Regions from separate parts of the Homo sapiens genome. Here region 1 is linked to region 2. The links are chromatin contacts, found by Hi-C or POLR2A ChIA-PET in ENCODE. All regions are on one chromosome and are shown on one strand. The core of a region is the stretch at or near the end of the contact, and the rest is flanking DNA. Distances in the headings are between cores, read along the strand shown. Region 1 has its middle 47 kb from the start of ME3. Region 2 overlaps ME3 (malic enzyme 3).

Region 1 (3,345 bases), core at 650-3,149, 87 kb after region 2:
GCATTTCTTCCTCCCGGTGTAGGACAGAACACCTGTCACATGAGGGTTTTCAGGGAAGAAGACAGAAGGTCAGAGAGTAACATTTCCAGGTTTTATGGCTTTCTTTGGGGAAGAGGAATTCTTGTTTCTATGAGCTGATTTGAAGGAGAAATAGGTGAATAAGAAAGGAGGGCAGGAAAAGGTCAGAGAGAACTTCTTGCCTCTGAGGCCCTCCCATTTTCCTTCAGTTCAAAGTACTCAGCATGCCAAAGCTCTGTGCTTTGGGGAATCATGGTCTGACCCCAACAGGATTGTGTCACACATTGAGAATAATTCATCATAGTCGGTTAATAAACAGCTGTGACCTTGGGTAAGTTATTTGACCCATATTATTTCCCCCAATTTCTCATTTGTTTGTAAAAAAGAGACATCTTATAGGATAACCTGACTAAACCTAACATAATACATAGTGAGGCATTTTGATGTTAGTTTTCTCCCTTCTGGAAGTATCACAGAAAGAATTGAACATGATTAAAATTCACAGGAGAATCACTAAAGGGAATAAATAATCTTGTGAATACTTAAAACTTTGTGTAACCCAAATGTCCTCAGTTCCACCAACCCGAGGGAATGAATAAGTTATTAATACCCAAATTTTGCAAGCTCATAGCCCCACCTGCATGATCTCAACTCTTCCTCAAAGATCCTGTTAATTATGTGTTGGAGTCCTTATGTCTTACCAGTACTCAGTAATAGGTCCAAACTTGTCCCACTGCCTCAGCCTCCTTGTTAATGTTCACTGTCCCAAAGCACCTGAATTTCTCCACCACTGCCAATGCCTTCCCTGACAACTTTGCTTCTCTGTCTGCCTCTCCCTTCCCAAATCCTAAATCCCTGGTGTGTTGTTGTCTCACTGTATCAGAGTTATGCATTGTGGATTATACAGAAATGGAAAAAGAGCCCTTATACCAGTACTTTTTCACACCTTGTTCATCCTCTGGATGACATGAAAGCTAGTGAGACATAAAAACAGCTTCTGTCAAGACCAGAGAAAACAACAGATCCTGTGCTAACCCCTCTCCTGTACCACCATTACCCTGCCTCCACCATCCATCCGTCCAATCATCCACCAATCCATCCATCCATCCATCCATCTGTCCATCCATCCATCCATCCATCCATCCATCCATCCATCCATCCATCTGTCCATCCATCCAACCATCCATATATCTAACTATCTATCTATCTGTCTGTCTGTCTATCTATCTATCTATCTATCTATCCATCCTCTTATCCATTCCAAGGTACATCCTAGTCCCCTGCCATCCACACACAAAATTTCCTTCTCTCCCATTTCTCTGTGTTCCCTTAGCCCTTATAAATATTTTGCTACTCAAAATGCTCTTAATATTGAACATATGTATCAGGTATCTTACTATTAATATTAATATGTGCTTTACTTATATTATTTCTTGTAACTTTACAAAACTTTGAGATAAGTACTAGCCTAAATCTCTCTCATTTGACAGATGAGGAAATGGTCATATAGATATTAAGCAGTTAGCTCAAGGTCACACTGGTGATTAATAACAACTAGGATTTGAACCTGGATTTCATGCCATCCTCTCTAAATCTAGAGCCCTTAATTTAGGAAAGGAAAAAAAGTTATTACCATGTAGAATAACTACGTTTTTATATTTTACTCTCCTCCAAGCCATGAGCTCATTTAATTTAACTCAATCCTATTCATTTCTATAGATCCTTTTTAAACACCTCTCAGGGTCAGATTCTCTCCTGAAGACTCCCTATAAAGCAGAACCTCTTTCTTAGGCTTCCATGTAGCCCCAGCTCTCATCAGTGCTTGGAACCTGTATTCAACTGTCATTCATCAGTCAAAGACACTGATGACTAAGCACATACAATGCCAACCAAAATTCCTAGACGAAGAAGAATGTCAAATAGGAGTGAAGATAGCAAGTAAATTAGCAAATGACTATTTCCCACAAACATTCCTTCCCTGCCAGTCATGGGAGGTCTCTTCCTTCTTAGTAAGGATTAATCCTGTTTTCTTTGGTGGGAGAGAGAAACATGCTTCTTATATATCATTTTTTTCCCCTCTAAGTTCAACACAGTGTTGGATTCCAAATTGGCCATCTAAACACCTGCAAGCACCAACAGCACAGTCTGTCCTTAAGGTAAATCACTGCCTTTAAGCCAGAACTTGAGCTGATTAACACAACTGCATGTGGGGACATGCCTGACACCCCAAGACAAAGCAGCTTACTCTGCACAGAAGGAAGACCTTGGAGACTTCTCTGGTGGCTCTGAAGGCTTGGGCAGGTCCACAGCTCTCACAGGCCATGAAAGGAATGGTGTTTTTTCTGAGGACTAACAACCCTCCCAGAGAAAATACTTGCATCCCAAGGTCCCTGTGACACTCAAGAAACACATTCTTCTTGGCCACTTGCATGGATCCAAACTTTGATACCCAAAAGGGTTGGATAAATTTGATGCTAAAGAATACCTGAATGGGCTGCATCCTGTGAAACATGCTAACAAAACAAATCCCAGTGTCTTCACAGCACAGATACACAAGAAGATTCCAAATGTTTCCCTCCCTCCACTGATGAAGCTCTGGTCAGAAGTAGATTTACCAGGAAGCCAATAAAATGCGAGCTCCAGGGACACTCACTTATATGGGCCCCTTCTAAGTTCTGCCTCTGTTTTCAATTTGTAACTTTGTATTCATTTTCTTTACAAGTTTCCCTCCTCCCCCTCATCCCTGCCCCCAGTTGTAAAATCAACAGGCTCCACAGAACTTGGATCTGTCCCAGCTCTAGGCAGAATTTTTCCGCATAGAAATCAATATTGGACTTAGAGGATTGTGGCTCCATCTCTCCAGATGATCCCAGAGTTAATGATTTAAATCCATCTCTTGCCTCCTGTATCTTTATCCTCTTTGGTGTCTCTGACACTGATTTCAGGAACCATCTACCAGTGCTCCCAAGAGTGAAAATGCGTCCCAGGCAGTAGGGCTCTTTCCCACACTGAAAGGTCAGAATGAATTTCTTGTCATTTCCTCAGTAAAGGGACTTTCCTAAACCTCTCTTTGTCATCACCTGGTACCCTAAAGTTATCCCAGACATATTAGAAAAGAACCATGGTGGTAGAAAAGGATTCTGTACATACTTTTAACTCTGCCTGGACTTCTCTCCATTTATATAAAGTTCCTACTATTCATCCCTTAAGAACCAGCTTCTGTACCTTGGAGGGTGTAGGGACTGGAAAGTGGGATACCTTTCTTCACCCATGATAAGGACCACAGCCATTACTCCATAACAAAAGAGAGGTTAAAAAGAGAAAAGC
Region 2 (3,709 bases), core at 1,159-3,658:
AGCAACATTATAATTTTAGGTAAAAACCAAACCTCCTGCAGTGTTTGCCTCAAACAAGTCCAAATGCCAAGAGAAATCAAAAGGATGAAGCAGATTTGATCAAATCAGGCCTGTGGCCTGGAGACAACACACTCTTTGGCATCTTCTCGGAATACCAACACCCAGCGTCTCCTCAGAAGCTGTTGTTATTATTGAATGACCATGTTACTAAGTGTGAGTAGAACATTAGAAACCCGAGTCAGGACTTTCAAGGGCTGAGGCCAGTGCCTGTGCAGTGCCACACAGAGTATGCAGGCAGTGGGGAGGCAGTGAAAGTTTGAAAGGGAGCCACAGCTAATCAGGAGCCCCTGAGGAAACCTGGAAAGGAGCAGGGTGAGGGAGGGCAGGTGGTTAGATGGTGTTTGTGGAAGTCTCATTTCCGATGGAGGCGGCAGGGATGGCAGGAAGGACATAAATGGGGGAGGACTAGGATGGGAGGACCAACCGAGTCACAGATGAGCCCAGGTCTGGGGCCTGAGGCCCTGGGAAACAGGAGGTTGGAGGAACTGCTGGATTAGGGGAAGGATGCTATGTACCGAATTGCAGATGTTAGGTTGAACAAAATCCCTCTTAACAAGCAGTTACAAAATAGTGGTCATGGAGCTTGGCCTGAAGAGCTACAGCCAGTGAGTTCCAAAACTTGGACTGAACACAGGGATTTCCAATTCTGAAGCCCAGTGGTCACAGTCCCTGTGCTCTCCTGCCTCCCCCTTCTCTGCACATTAATGTCTTGGTGAGATGTAGCTCATTAGGAGGGATAGAAAAGTTACAGATCTAAGTTGGGATCTTCCAAATCTAAGGTCAGTCCACCTGCAAAACTGCCTGTAACTTATAGGCAGTGACAAGAATGTGAGAGAACTAGTGCCAAACTCATAAGAAAACCGTGGGCAATGAAGGGGTTTAGTGGTTCCCAAATCCAAACGCATATCAGAATCTCCTTGGTGAACTTAAAAAAAAAATTCCTTAGCTCCTTCTCAGACCTAATAGATCAGACTGTCTTGTTTATAAAAATCCTCAGGTAATTCTGATGCATCTGGAACCATGGGCATAATAAAGACAATTTGAGTGAAGCTTTAAAAATAACAGGCAATAATAATAACAGGCATGGCACATTGGAAGCCTACGGGCTGCCAGGCACTGTTCTGATAGTTATAAATTATTTTGAGATAGAGTTTTATTCTTGTCATCCAGGCTGGAGTGTAGTGGCACAATTTCAACTCACTGCAACCTCCGCCTCTCGGGTTCAAGCAATTCTCCTGCCTCAGCCTCCTGAATAGGAGGGATTACAGGCACCCACCATCATGACCGGCTAATTTTTGTATTTTTAGGAGAGAGAGGGTTTCATCATGTTGGCCAGGCTGGTCTCGAACTCCTGACCTCAGGTGATCCTCCTGCCTCAGCCTCCCAAAGGGCTGGGATTACAGGTGTGAGCCACCATGCCCAGCCAAATTATTTTATTTTACCTATATGAAGAAGACCACAGATGAAGAAACTGAGGCTTAAAGAGGCTAAGTACCTTGTCCATGGCCACATAGTTTCTGTGATTCCAACTCTGACCTGCCTGACTCCAACAGCATAGTGGTGTGGACTGGATACTTCCAAAAGTGATGTGTTCAAGGGCTGCTGGGTGCAAGAGAGTGCAGCCTGAGCAGAGGGCCTCTGGGAGAGCAGCTTCACAGGGGCCTCACAGTTTGTGGGGAAGTAGTGGGGAACTGCCTGATCCGAGAGCCTAAATAGGGGAGTGAAGAAGGGAGACAAAATGGCCAAGGGGGGTGGGGTAGAGCAGGCTCTGTAAGCCAGGTATCTTGGACTCGCTTCCCTGTGCCTGCTTCTGCCTGTTCCTCACACTACAGCCAAGAAGTTGTATTCTTTTACTTTAGCAGGGTTTCCTGAAAAGAACATGGACTTGGGAATTAGTCCTCAGGATTCTAGTCCTGACTGTATTGCTGAAGACCCTGCCTCCCTCAGACATTAGTCTCTATGTCTGCAAAATGAGGAATGGCCCTGGACATCATCCTCAGGCCCCTCCAGTACTGCATACACTGATTCTCTGGCCATATGTTGGAGAACCTGCCACATGTGTGACAGCCTGCGCTGTGAAGGAGGGGACAGAGGAGGCCACAGGGGCAGAACTGCACTCCAGAGACCTTGGGTGGGCCCAGGTGCAGTGAGTGATACTGAAGGCCAGTGGTTTCCTTCAGGGCAACCCAGGTGCTCTGCAGTCACACGAATCTCTCCTGGGCACTGGTCCTCCATGGGAGCCCCAGGCCCTGGGGCAGGGCTATATGGACAGGAAACACAACGGTGAGGAAGGGCTTTCAGAATCCACATCCTTCAGTCCTCATGCATGAGTCAGCCACCACAGCTGGATGGCAGCACTTAGTCACTCTCCGCCTGAGCACTGCACGGCCCCTGTGCCCAGGGACACAGAGTCAGGATGTTGAGGGTTCCCACAGAAAACTGCTGTGAGTCCGATATGCATGTCAGTAATGACCACTGAGTCACCATCCAGCATTGTGTGGCCAGGCTGAGGATTTGGTTGCTTATTCTCTGGTCACAGAAACTCATCTCTGTAAAGTCCAAGGCCACATTACAGTCTCCAAGCAGCTCATTGACCCACAAGAGAGATGTGACCAAGGACATAAGCACAGTGACAGACTGACATTTAGTCACTTACTATTTGCTAGGTACTTTCCTGGGCTTTGTGTGTTTTGATTTATTAACTCTCATACAGCCACATGAGGGGTGCTATTATTAACCCTATTTTGTAGATCAGGAAACTGAGCACAACATGCTTACATAATTGGTCCAAGGTGCCACAGTCTGGGGAGGCAAAGTCAGAATCTGAACCCAGGTAATGCTGGTTCTAGAGCCCGTGCTGTTAAATGCCACATTCCACTGAGCACATTAAAATAGCTGGAAAGTAAGGGCATGGAGGAGAAATGTAATAAGAGAAATGAAAAGGTGCTAGACAGGACGCTTAGGGACATTGAGACTTGATTGGTATGAGAAGGGTGGTTGTGAGGGAGAGGAAGGTACTCTCATGGGTGTCTTGGCTGCAAATCCAGGTTGCTCTCAAACCCAAATGCATGCTGTTCTATAGGCCAGAGGGCAACAGAGGACCGTGCTAGAGGGGCCCGGAAGAGGAGAGGAGTCTGTCCATCAGATGCAATCATGAAGGACTTCACAGACAGAAGCATCTACCATGGGCCTCATGGGGTCATTTGGGGAGGTTACATGTCCACCATCTAGAGGGGAAACCTGGGCTCAACGCAGTTAAATGACAGGCCCACCATCAGTGGCAGAGCTGAGATGAGAGTAGGGCCACTGGCTCACAGCCCCATGCTGATTCTGCCATGACGGTGCCTTTGGAGTCCAGATAGGAGGAAAGAAAAGGAACCAGAATTTCCTTCCTGCACTTATTCTCCCTTAACCTTGATATGTTCCATTAATTGAGTCCCCAAATCCCTCCCAAAATACACCCCTCTCCTTCCATTCCTACAAACAGCCATTTTGGGCATGAGGAAGGGAAGGAGGAAGAAAAAAAGGAGAAGGAAGAGTAGAGGGAGGAGAGATTGGGAAACCTGAGAGGGGTGTTCAGGGATGCCTCCATCTGGTCAGTCAGAAGTGGGGGCCCTGATTTAAATCCCCCTCCCAAATGAACTGGGTT

What was found. A loop is a pair of places that touch in the nucleus more often than their neighbours do. ChIA-PET counts read pairs that join two places held with the same protein, here RNA polymerase II (POLR2A). Pooled maps may share reads with other maps.
Region 1: a map of mammary epithelial cell shows a loop between it and region 2 (5-fold over the local background). The contact joins two enhancer-like sites. A Hi-C loop is called at or near these places in 3 of 168 maps with a recorded cell type or tissue (esophagus muscularis mucosa, heart left ventricle and mammary epithelial cell) and 1 of 50 pooled maps. POLR2A ChIA-PET finds 5 or more read pairs at or near these places in 3 of 52 experiments (AG04449, BJ and PC-3).

What each region holds. Positions count from the first base shown.
Region 1 is chr11:86,718,037-86,721,381 of GRCh38, forward strand. No RefSeq gene overlaps it. Among named protein-coding and RNA genes, the nearest start is that of ME3, 47 kb to the left of the region's middle. Within about 2 kb of position 1,900, at least 3 of the 41 ENCODE cell types and tissues checked have a DNase peak (open chromatin) inside an H3K27ac peak, as active enhancers do; they include PC-3, where a contact is called at or near this core.
Region 2 is chr11:86,630,548-86,634,256 of GRCh38, forward strand. All of the region lies in intron 2 of ME3 (malic enzyme 3), which reads right to left. Among named protein-coding and RNA genes, the nearest start is that of ME3, 40 kb to the right of the region's middle. Within about 2 kb of position 2,409, at least 7 of the 41 ENCODE cell types and tissues checked have a DNase peak (open chromatin) inside an H3K27ac peak, as active enhancers do; they include PC-3, where a contact is called at or near this core.